Regions from separate parts of the Homo sapiens genome. Here regions 2 and 3 are each linked to region 1. Evidence: read pairs that join two places in POLR2A ChIA-PET (ENCODE). Cell type or tissue: GM12878. All regions are shown on one strand. Each heading gives the region's core, and the rest is flanking DNA. Links, peaks and the distances in the headings are about the cores only. Region 1 holds the start of LOC124904496 (a long non-coding RNA gene). Region 2 overlaps IL19 (interleukin 19). Region 3 overlaps IL19 (interleukin 19).

What was found. Peaks named below come from ENCODE experiments on the same cell type or tissue, not always from the same donor. Only the 100,000 strongest peaks of a DNase experiment are listed, where the experiment ranks them.
Region 2: POLR2A ChIA-PET joins it to region 1 with 5 read pairs; 2 of 35 experiments call an interaction of 5 or more read pairs at or near these places.
Region 3: POLR2A ChIA-PET joins it to region 1 with 5 read pairs; 5 of 35 experiments call an interaction of 5 or more read pairs at or near these places.

The regions. Positions count from the first base shown.
Region 1 is chr1:206,678,123-206,682,168 of GRCh38, forward strand. It overlaps LOC124904496 (a long non-coding RNA gene), which reads left to right and starts at 1,719. Exons shown (of 3, transcript XR_007066834.1): 1 at 1,719-2,465; 2 at 3,053-3,468. LOC124904495 (a long non-coding RNA gene) reads right to left here. Exons shown (of 3, transcript XR_007066833.1): 3 at 4,018-4,046. RefSeq lists a silencer at 2,142-2,436. In GM12878, for the core only: no CTCF peak of the experiment used is centred there; a DNase peak (open chromatin) is centred at 1,749; H3K4me3 peaks cover 668 bases; H3K27ac peaks cover 2,500 bases.
Region 2 is chr1:206,827,249-206,831,294 of GRCh38, forward strand. All of the region lies in intron 2 of IL19 (interleukin 19), which reads left to right. Among named protein-coding and RNA genes, the nearest start is that of IL20, 36 kb to the right of the region's middle. In GM12878, for the core only: no CTCF peak of the experiment used is centred there; a DNase peak (open chromatin) is centred at 1,815; H3K4me3 peaks cover 646 bases.
Region 3 is chr1:206,775,711-206,779,756 of GRCh38, forward strand. The region is part of intron 1 of IL19 (interleukin 19); the gene reads left to right. Among named protein-coding and RNA genes, the nearest start is that of IL10, 5.2 kb to the left of the region's middle. In GM12878, for the core only: no CTCF peak of the experiment used is centred there; no DNase peak of the experiment used is centred there.

The DNA.
Region 1 (4,046 bases), core at 606-3,105:
GGACAGATTGATCTGTACATGTCCCTTTTGTCTCTACAATGTTGTAGTTTTCACCACTTCATAAGCAATGTGGGAGGAAAAATTAGGTCCTACTTCGATCTGTCATGGAATGAACAAAAACAAAACAAAATATAGTGTGTATATATATATATATATAGTGTATATATATATATAAGTGTATATATAGTGTGTATATATATATAGTGTGTGTATATATAGTGTGTGTGTATATATGTATATACAATACACGTATGCTACATAAATTATCTCACATATACCTCAAATATTTAGGTACTTCCTCAAAAGTTTACAAATGCTAAGATTCCAAACCCATTAATGCTCAAATGACTCTATTCATTGCCTTTAACTGTCTGTCTTAGTGGTAGGGACAGTCTCTGGAAGTTCTGAGTAAGTTGCAGTTGCAGACTGTCTCCTTCTCCTGAGCCATGCACACAGGCTGGGATGGCTTCCCCAGGTCGGCCTGGCAGGTGTCAGCTAGCTGGACCACTTTTAAGAGCATTTAGGAACATAGGCTTTGACACATGTGGAAACAGATCTTCCCCATCTAGTTGTGTGATGACTGGCTGTTATTTAACCTTTCTGAGCCACGTTTTCACTGATCAAAATACCGGAAATACTACTACTTAGAGCATTGTTGAGAAGATTGAATGAGATGGTTAGTATGAAAGTACCTGCTGCATAGTAACTGCTCACATTTATAGAGGCCAAGTACTATGTGCCAGAAACCATTGAAAATGTTACTCCTGTATTTAATCTAGGGAATATTATTCCATCCTTCATTATACAAACAGTACAATGAAGTGCAGTTAAGTATAGTAGTGAATAATGAGGTGGGATTAGAACCCAGGATTTGATTCCACCATGCTCTACTGCCTCAAAGTTAAGTTCTCATGTGAAGCTATGGATCATTATACCCTTAGGAAATCTCTACCCATTCCACATATACATGTGTATGTCTCTCCCCTACCTTTTCTACCCTTCCACTTCCATTTACTTATCTTAAGCAAGGGAGAAAAATCCAGGCATCACCAGGTCACCAGGTAAGAACCTGATGATCCTTTTGGTTGACCCACCTTGATTGTGTTCCTAGATAGTTCCCCCTTTCCTCTCCTCCTTTCCCAATCATTGTCCAGGCTGTTACTCATCTAAGTAGCAACTGATATGCCAGATATAAGCTAGGTTGGAGGGCAATGCTTTTAATACAAGGACAACAGCCTTGGAAGCCTTCTTGAATACAGGTGGATATTTGCCTCTCTTCCCTACATTTCCCATTGTAAACTGTGGATTTAGCATTAGACATCCTGGCCAGGTGTGGTGGCTCACGCCTGTAATCCCAGCACTTTAGGAGACCAAGGCGGGCGGATCACCTGAGGTCAGGAGTTCGAGAACAGCCTGATCAACATGGTGAAACCCCGTCTCTACTAAAAATACAAAAATTAGCCAGGTGTAGTGGCAGTTGCCTGTAATCCCAGCTACTCGGGAGGCTGAGCCAGGAGAATTGCTTGAACTCGGGAGACGGAGGTTGCAGTGAGCCAAGATCGTGTCATTGCACTCCAGCCTGGGCAACAAAGCAAGACTCCATCTCAAAAAAAAAAAAAAAAAAGAATTAGGCATACTGTAGTCCTAATTACTCTCATTTGTAGTCCCTTTGGACCATATTATGTCTGTTGATGTGCAGAGGTGAAGTTTCTGTTCCCCTTTGGGTACTTCCTTCTTTCTCTTTCTATTCGCATTCTTTGCCACTGCCCCAGCTGTTCCCTGCCGTGGCATTAAACTATCAAAGGATGAAGTGCAGATGAGGGCACGGAGGGCACCAAGGGCACCGTGGGTGGGGGAAGGATTTTTCCCCTCTGGGATGTCTTAACTAGGGCATTACCAATGGCACTTGCTATGGGTAGAATTCCTTTCTGTGAGGCAGCCGTTAACACCTTCAGAAAGAGCTAAGATAGAAGGGATGATAGAGGCCATCCTGACCAATATTTTGAGGTCATTTTCTGGGTCAGAAATTTTTGTGACTGAGTCTTATGTATATATATCTGTCACTTTTGCTTTGGGGGAATTTCTCATTTTATCACAGAAATACTAGCCTATGACATGAAGACTATTTCTCTCTGGCTCTAAGCCATTTTTCTTTCCAAGAGTGGGTTTTTAGTGGACAGAGCTTCTTCTGTAAATCATGCTCCTTCTTGCAATATTTTGTTTGCGGTACTAGCAGTGGATACAAAGGCTGCTTTATCTGTGTTCATGCGCAGATCCGCCAGCCTGTGGATGATCCTCACTCATCAAGAGAGTGTTAGCTGAAAATTTCCAAGAGATCCACCTCCATAAATTTCCACCCTCTGTCACTCATTCATAATGCCACGTCATAGTAAAACAGGAAACTTTTACTCCATGATGGTGTGAAGGCTGTGTGGGGGAATCTTGAAGAAAAAGATTGTCACAATGTATCCTATCATATAACCCAGTCATGCAAATTAACATAGACCTATATTCTGTAACAGATTAGGCCAAGATGGAAGGAAATTGAGGTGTGGAAAATTTATGTTGCTCTAAAATGGAAAGAATAGCCCATACCTCTTCAGGCAATTCCTGCCCAGAAATAGCAGATATCATATTTCTGACATTAAGAAGGATATGTGAGTATATGTCTGCTCAGGATCTATAGTAAGGACCATGAGCATGGACTTTGGGTCAGAAAGATTTGGGTCCTGTCCTTCGCTAGTGGAATGACTCTGAGAAAGTTATTTAATTTCTCTGGGACTCAGTTTTCTTGTTTATACAACAGATAAGTGAGGATAACAGTACAGACCTCATAGGGCTGTGTAAGAGTAGGATAAGGTTTGGCTGTGAATGATAGAAAACCTAGACCATCAGTCACTTCAACAAGAAGGCCATTTATTGTTCTTTCATATAAAAGTCTGGGTAGGTGGCTCATTGCTGATATGATGGATCCAGGTTCACCAGTATACAGACTCTTTCTGTCCTTTTGTTCTGTCTTCCTCAACCTGTAACCTCCAATTCACCATCCAAGATGGCTACAGCTGTGAAATTTTTATTCCAGTCAGCAGGAAAGAAAAAAGAGAAGGAGAAGAAGAAGGACATACTTCTTTCCATAAACCACTTCCACTTACAAGTCATTGGTTATAACTTAATCTTATGAATGTAACCGGCTATAGTGGAGGCTGCTCAAGTGGGAAATGTAATTTTTATTCCAGGCAGTCTTGTGCTTAGCTAAATATGGGGTGCTCTTTACTATCAAAGAGAGGAAAAAAAGGTGTTAGCCCACCCAACTAGCAATCTCAGCCACGGATCATCATGAGATTTAAATGAGACAATGCAGGTAGAGGGTTGAGCACAGTGTTGGGCACTCAGGAAGCACTCAAAAAACATTGTCATCGTCATCATCATCATCATCATCAACATCATCATCACCATCATCATGAGAAGGTGAGGAATACTTTGAAACTGTGACAAGGCATTTTCTTATTTTAACCTGGTCTTGCTGCTAACATCACCCTTGGCCACCTCCCTTTTAAGGTGATTTGAGTTTCATCTTTTATGATACCTTTGAACATGCCTTCATGAAACAAAACTATATAAAAAGGAAAGCAAGGGAAAGGTGAACATAGGACTCAGGATGATGGGGTCTTGGGCCATGAAAATGGAGGGGTTGGGGGAGTGTGTGTGGAGGAATCATCTAGTTAGATGTAAATTATTGTCGAAGTTCTAGTTTTTATTTTGGGTAGTGGATTCACAGGTGCTTACTGCATTATTAAAAATAATTATTAACTAACAATAAAAGTGGAGCTGCATGGATCAATGATCCAATGACGAGAGTGTGTCATGAATCAAGGATTATAATTAATCCATTTCTATGTACCTGAGGTCCTTAAATTGTCTTTGTGTGTACTATATTGCATGGCATATGTGTTTGCATGTTAATAGTAGATAAAAATAGTACTTTCTATTTGCATAGACTTTCAAGTTTTAAAGCGCTTTTACACATCCATAAAAACTGTTTATTA
Region 2 (4,046 bases), core at 524-3,023, 150 kb after region 1:
AAATATTATTTTTTTCTGGATTTTATGGTGTTTGTGTTATTTGTTAGCTTTTATGAATTTGTAATTTGTTGTAATTTCTTTCTAAATAAGTATTTACTTTTGTCTCTAATTTTGTCCATCTATTTTTGAATTCAATTTTCAAATTCAAAACGCTTCTCTCGGCCGGGCACGGTGGCTCACGCCTGTAATCCCAGCACTTTGGGAGGTCGAGGAGGGCGGATCACGAGGTCAGGAGATCGAGACCATCCTGGCTAACACAGTGAAACCCCGTCTCTACTAAAAATACAAAAAATTAGCCAGGCGAGGTGGTGGGCGCCTGTAGTCCCAGCTACTCGGGAGGCTGAGGCAGGAGAATGGCATGAACCCCGGGGGGCGGAGCCTGCAGTGAGCCGAGATCGTGCCACTGCACTCCAGCCTGGGTGACAGCGAGACTCCGTCTCAAAAAACAAAACAAAACAAAACAAAAAAAACAAAAAGAACAAAATGCTTCTCTCTGGGCCTCAGCTGTTCCCTCATCTGTAAATGAGAAGGGTGGGCCAGATGCTCTTTCATGTCTGGTGTAATGAAGCCCTGGAGTGGGCTGCCTATGACTGCACGCAGCTGTACCACACCCCACCTGGGTGTCTTTGGGTGAAGTACTTGGTAGCTCCAAGTCTCATCTTCCTTATCCAAAATGATGGACACAAAAATAGTATTGACCTCATGGAATAGGTGTGAAGATGAAAACAGACAATGCATATGGATGCTTCACACAGACCCTGGGGTGGCAAATGTGCTCAGTACTTGTTAGTTATTAGTGTGAGTCTACTCTTTTAGTCTATGAATTTTGTTAGAGGAACTCCTGCTTACCAGGCCTCTGGTTTAATAAAACATGACTGGAGTGACACATTTCTAAGCTCACCACCACTTATAATTACAGAAGATTGATGGCTATATAGGACATCTCCCACCAAGCCTGCAGAATGTCCAGATGTCCCAAGTACAGCCCACTTTACTCAGAGATAACGTCAATGAGCAGACTCAAGTTGAAGGATTAATGGTCACTAGAGCACCAACAGCCCCTACCTTTAGTGAGCACATCTGCACATTCCAAGTTTAATCATAGCTCCTTATAGTTTCTTATAAGCAGAGATGTTCCTAAAGGACAGGGGTTCCTCCTCCTGCTTTCTGGGCATGCCCTACTCTCTAATGGAGTAGTTTCCAATAAATTTGCTTCTTTGTCTGTGCTCCAATTCTTTCCTGTGTGAGATCTAAGAACCCACTCTTGGGGTCTAGATTGGGATCCTCTTTTCTGGCAACATCTTGAGTATGTGACCATGAGAAATGTTAGAAATTGGAGTGAAAGGTACGTAAACATTTGAACCCAATACCATTCTCTGGTTCTCCCAGAGGCACAGTAAAAAAAAGTATTGACATAGAAGAAGGAAACAAAAAGTTGTCAGGAGTTAAAGAATAAAGATTTTTTTTTCTGGATTTTGTGGTGTTTGTGGTATTTGTTAGCTTTTATGATTTGTAATTTGTTGTAATTTCTCTTTCTAAATAAACGTTTACTTTTGTCTCTAATTTTGTATTTCTATTTTTGAATTCAATTTATTTTCCCGCAGACAGGGTCTCACTCTGTTGCCCAGGCTGGAGTGCAATGGTGAAATTATAGCAGACTGCAGTCTTCAACTCCTGACCTCAAGCAATTGTCCTGCCTCCTCAACTTCCTGACTACAGGTGTGCATGAGGACTACAGGCAGGCATGTGCCAACACATGCAGCTTTTTTTTTTTTTTTTTTTCAGAGATGTGGTCTCGCTTTGTTGCCTACACTGGTCTCAAACTCTTGGCCTCAAGGGATCCTCCCACCTCGGCTTCCCAAAGTGCAGAGATTACAGGTGTGAGCCACTGTGCCCAGCCTGAATTCAATTTCTTAAAAGGACTCTCCCCACCCAATTGTATGAGCTATGCATGGCCAGATTTAGCAAATACAAATACAAGACACCCAGTTAACTTGGAATTTCAGGTAGATAAACACTGAGATGTTTTCATTGAAATTCAAAGTTAAATATGCATCTTGTATCCAGCGGGAATATAAAAAAGGAAAGTAGTGGTCAACTCAACCAGGGTTGAAGTGGGGAGGAGGAGGGGAGTGGGGAGAGGAAAGGAAGAGGGGAGAAGTTTCACAAAGGAAGTCACACTGGAGCTAGGTTTTGAACGTTAGGTTGGTGTTTACAAGGTAGGTGAGGCAGCGGGGCTTTCTAGGTGAGATGAGCCTGTGAGGTGTGGGAGATCTGCAAGAGAGATGAGGCGGAAAATGTAGGCGAAGTCCAGGCTGTGATGGGTCTGGATGCTGTGGGGAGCAGATTTCCTGCTACTGGGAGGCCCCAGGGCGTTATGCTGGGAGTTTTAGACTGGAGAGTTCCAAGACTGGGTTTGCATTTTAAAAAGTCCACCTACCTAGGGAAGAGTGGATTGTTCAGGAGAGGAATGGGGAGGCATCAGTTGGGCTCTTTCCATTACTATCCCTCCATCCCATCACCACTGGGGCTCTTTCATAACATTTGAACCACAGAGCCCATTGACATAAGATGTGTCACCCAGGGTCTGAGGCTTTGAACAGACTTTGACCAAGATCCCTGTGGGCAAAAAAGGAGGAGGAGAAGGAAGTACAGGCTGAAGTGGCATAGGTGCCCAATGTGGATTTGTGCTTCCCTCCCCAGGAGCACAGGTGTGGCCAGTTTGGATTTCCTTAAGTCCTCAGCTTCCTGGGTAATGACAAGTCAGAACAGCATGGCTTGGGAGAGTTATGTCACCTCCTCTGCTGAATGGGCTTGAGGTTCCTCACAAGTCTAGGTTCCTTTCCACTCTACCTAATCCTAGAGTGAAAGGGCAGCATGGGGTTAGAAAGGGCGCTGAGCCAGAGGTAAGGAGATAGAGGTTTGAGAGCAGTTGTGCCACTTCCTTGCGGTGCCATGGAGGGCTGGTTCACTTCTCTATTTCTTCATCACTGTAATGTGAACATTGAACTGAGTTATCTCTGTTATATTTTCTGACTCTCATTTCCAAATATCACAATAAAGGAGAGCCAACCCCACTGAAAATGAGGAATAAAAGAGAGAGAAAAGATAAAAAAACAAAAACAAAACAAAGGAGAAACTTCTTTAGGTTTAAATTTCCCAGTTCTTTTTCTCACCTTTTTTTTTGTTTTATTTTCAAAGCTATACAGAAGTTCACACATATCATTATGATCTAGATATATTTACCAAGACATTTAAACATTTATGTATTCTGTTTTAAAATCCCTATTAGCTTCCCAAATAAAATACCCATCCATCATTATCAGTTTTATATATATATATATATTTGAGATGGAGTCTTGCTCTGTTGCCCAGGCTGGAGTGCAGTGGTGCGGTCTCGGCTCACTGCAAGCTCTGCCTCCCGGGTTCATGCCATTCTCCCGCCTCTGCCTGCCGAGTAGCTGGAATTACAGGTACTGCCACCACGCCAGGCTAATTTTTTGTATTTTTAGTAGAGACGGGGTTTCACCACATTGGCTAGGATGGTCTCGATCTCCTGACCTCGTGATCCGCCCGCCTTGGCCTCCCAAAGTGCTGGGATTACAGGCGTGAGCCACCGCTCCTGGCCTACGTTTCTTTTTTTACAAATTCGTTCTCAGTCATACTTCTTCGTGTTTTATAGTCCTCATAATGATAGGTTCTTTCTCAAATCTAACCAAAATTACTCATATAGATCTAATACATTTCATCTAAATCCTGCAATGGGCCACACATTGCTCAAGTCCATGGAGCCTCATTCCCACAGAAGGCAATAGGCATGGTACCCTCTGGAATTATGCAATTTTTGTATGCGCTCAAGACTCAGTACTTAGGAATGGCCAGGATCCACTCTTTTAAGGGAAGGAAATTGCCCTGGCATCATTATGAAAAATTCATGAGGTTGGAGTGCATGTTAGGCGGGGATAAGGAATTGGAAGACATGAGAGAGTTGTGTCCAGAACATGTCAAACTCAAAGCATTCTCCATTCTGGCTCGCCAATCTTCCC
Region 3 (4,046 bases), core at 245-2,744, 97 kb after region 1:
ACGGGGAAAAGTCCCAAGCCCATAGGTCATGTCTGAGACATGAATGCCAACACTCACATGTGAGGAGATTTGGGTTTGGATTTTGGTACAAGGCAAGAGCCCATGAAGAGAGGGAAGTGAGAAGGCAGGCACCTATGGATGGATAGAATGTCAGCCTGGGCACAATTTAGTCCTGTGAATTTCAAGAGGACACAAATGCCACTCTCACACTGTGAGCTTCTTGAGGCCAAAAGGCCTGAGTCCAGTTTGCCCTCAAGCCCAGATGCATAGTAGGCATCTAATCAATGCTTATTATACTGATTTTAAATGAATTTTTCCAGTGGGGGATGTACTGGGAAATCAGAAGGTTGTGGGAAGGGGAATACCTCTCTTCTTCCATCCCTGCTCCAAAATATTCTCTCATTTCTGTATTTAGCTGCAAATGAAGGAAAACCTGAGTAAGCATGGCTTTTAAAAGAGGGGGTTGTATTTTATTTTCTGTCTCACTCATCAAGAAGCCCAAAGCAGGCACTCAGATGTCATCCAGGACCCGTTTTTTCTGCATTCTTGTTCTCCTAACCTTTGTTGCAAGGAGATAGGAGAGATAGGAGGTGGTAAAGTCCAAAGGTTTAAAGGCACACCAACCCAGGAGACCCTAATAATCTTTTTAGGAAGCTCCGCCCAGTAAGTTTCATCACTTTAGCTGCAGAGGAATCTGGGCAGGCAAGAACTGCTGGGGTGTGTGTGTGTGTGTGTGTGTGTGTGCTTATGCAAATAGATTTTGGAGGGTGCATTCTACAGTTTACAAGATCTTATAAAGAATCTGCCTCCCATTAGAGCAGTCATCGGCCAACCTCCCCAACAGCACTTGGGTTTTCCTGTTGAGAGCGGGGACTGAGAGACAGGACTAGCTGGATTTCCTAGACCAACTAAGAATCCCTAAGCCTAGCTGGGAAGGTGACCGCATATACCTTTAAACACGGGGCTTGCAACTTAGCTCACACCCGACCAATCAGGTGGTAAAGAGAGCTCACTAAAATGCTAATTAGGCAAAAACGGGAGGTAAAGAAATAGCCAATCATCTATCGCCTGAGAGCACAGCGGGAGGGACAATGATCGGGACATAAACCCGGGCATCCAAGCCGGCAATGGCTACCCTCTTTGGGTCCCTTCCCTTTGTATGGGAGCTCTGTTTTCACTGTATTAAATCTTGCAACTACAAAAAAAAAAAAAAAAAAAAAAAAAAGAATCTGCCTCCCTTGTCGGGCACGGTGGCTCACGCCTGTAATCCCAACACTTTGGGAGGCCGAGGTGGACGGATCACGAGGTCAGGAGATTGAGACCACCCTGGCTAACACGGTGAAACCCTGTCTCTACTAAAAATAGAAAAAATTAGCTGGGCGTGGTGGCAGGTGCCTGTAGTCCCAGCTACTCGGGAGGCTGAGGCAGGAGAATGGCGTGAACCTGGGAGGCGGAGCTTGCAGTGAGCCGAGATCGCGTCACTGCACTCCAGCCTGGGCGACAGAGCGAGACTCCGTCTCAAAAAAAAAAAAAAAAAAAAAAAAAATTTAGCTAGGTGTGGTGGTTGGCGCCTGTAGTCCCAGCTACTTGGGAGGCTGAGGCAGAAGAATGGCGTGAACCTGGGAGGCGGAGGTTGCAGTGAGCCGAGATCGCGTCACTGCACTCCAGCCTGGGCGACAGAGCGAGACTCCGTCTCAAAAAAAAAAAAAAAAAAAGAATCTGCCTCCCAGCTACTCTCATGCTAAGCAAAATGGCAGCCTTCTTGGTGTAGTTACCCCATGCCTTACTGCAATTCTGCAGCTCAAACCCAAGAGTGGGGAGCAGGCTAGCAGCCTTGTGAGGGTGGCTCTGGAGCTGCAGAGGGAAGGTTCAGGGATCCGGGCTTGCTGGACTCTGGGTTTAGACAGCTTGTTGGGCAACACGGTCAGCCGGCAGAGAGCAGGCAGGTTGACGATGCAGGCAGAGAAGGTGAGACCGTGCCCATCTTGGGGATGGGTGACAACTGTCCTGATGAAGAAGCCCCTCCGGGCTTGACTCCTATTTGCCATTAGTAGTTATTTTTTAAAGCTGATAACGGGAGTTTCATTTCTTCTTATCCAGGACATTTAGTGTGTAAAATAGCTTTGCCAGCTTGAAATTTCTAGTATTCCCTCGAATAAGCTTCCTCAGCTCCTAGGACAGAGGCTTCCTCAGAAGCTGTGCTGCAACAGACCCCAATGCCTATCACACACCCAAAGTGTGGCCAGTTTGGGGTGCAAGGAGACAGGAGTCTGTGAGCACTGTATTCCTCTGGGCTTTCCTGACATTGGCTTTGATAGTGTCTGGGGTACTTCAGAATAAACGCCTGGTGGGCCAGAAGTTTAAGAGGAGCCCGGGCTGGGGCTGGCCCTTAGGTGGAATGGAACAAGGGTTATGCAAACCGGATTAAGCGCCCTTCCGAGGATCATGGCCGGCAGACACTGCAAACCACAGATGAGCGGAAGGGCTGATCTTTGGGCAGCCAATGTGGAATTCCCCTTTGTGCAACTATGGCACCAAATCAGGCAATTTGGATTTTCCTTAGGGGATGGACACTGTGCTCTGTAACTTCTCATATGAGAAATTTGGCTTATCAGGGACCAGGACACCAGGTGTTTGAGCCTTGGCCACCCAGAGGACCATAGTTGTTTCTGCTCTGTCTGCATGACTACCTAGGATAACTAGTGGGCTCCTGAGTGTGGGGCACAAATGGATTCTTTTAGCTCCAGGACTGTCCCTCTGGTGCGCTTTAGTTTGCTCCAGTCTCCACTGGATGGCTGGCACCTCCAACCCAACATATCCAAGCAGGGCTGGGTTTGTAGATAAGTGACTTCTGCAGTCACACAGGGTCCCATGACTAAAAAAGTCCTCCCCTTACTCTGCTACCACCATCTTGAAATTCTCAATAACTGTTGAGCAGGGGGTTCCACATTTTTATTTTGTACTGTCTTCCCCTGCCAATTTATGTAGTTGATTCTGTATCTGAGAGTAAAATCATCTCTCTCTGGTTTCACCTTCATCCAGTGCACCCTCGCTCAGTAAATGGAACTATCAATTAACTCTAGAAATGATTTGTTGGTCCCTCCCTCTTCCTTGCCAATCTATGTTCAATCTATCACCAGAACCTCCACATTTTTCTTCATAAACATTTCTCTAATCTACTGATTTGTCTCCATTTCCATCATCACCAGCAATGACTGTCTGGTTCAAGCTACTATCTGTTGGTAGAAGAGCTGAGGCAGGACTGGCTTGTCTGTCATAATATAAAAGAGTCTTGGGAGATGTCCGGGGTCCAGGGTCTAAAACCGCTCGTGGCCTTTGGAACACCAAGCTCTGTGCCAAAGGGTAGAAGGCTGCCCTGCTGCACCACAAATCTAAGCCCAGGGCATAAAATCCCTCGTGGCTTGGATGGAATGTGCACAGACTTGTTGGTTGCTCTCCCAGGCTCGTAAACATGCTCTCCATTATCTTGAGCAGCAGAGCATATTCTATATGTGTCAAAGAAAATGCTAAACCATCACAGCTATGCTTGATGCACCACTACCTTTCTACCCCCACATCCTCACGCCCTCACCTGTTTACCCCCACGTCCTCACCACCTGCTTCTTTGTTTGATCACCAATAAATAGTGTGGGCTCCCAGAGCTCAGGGCCTTTGCAGCCTCCATACCAGTGTTGGCCCACTGGACCCATTTTATGCACCCTTAACTTGTCTTTTCTCATTCCTTTGACTCTGCTGGACTTTGTAGCCCCCATGGCCTAGTGTTGGGTCTAATCACCCCAACACTGTCTCATCTCTCCTGGACTCCAAAATAAATGCCAAATTGTTATTCTAATATCCATTCTCTAGACCGTTCTCCACGTTGTAGCAAGAGTAATTATTTCCAAGCACCAATCTGATCATGACTCTGTTGCTACTTGAACCCTTCCATGGCTTCCCACTTTCCCTCTCTTGGTCAAATAAGGACTCATATTCTAATGTTTTCTATAACTTCCTTTATCATCTGACACTGCCTATCTCTTCTGCTT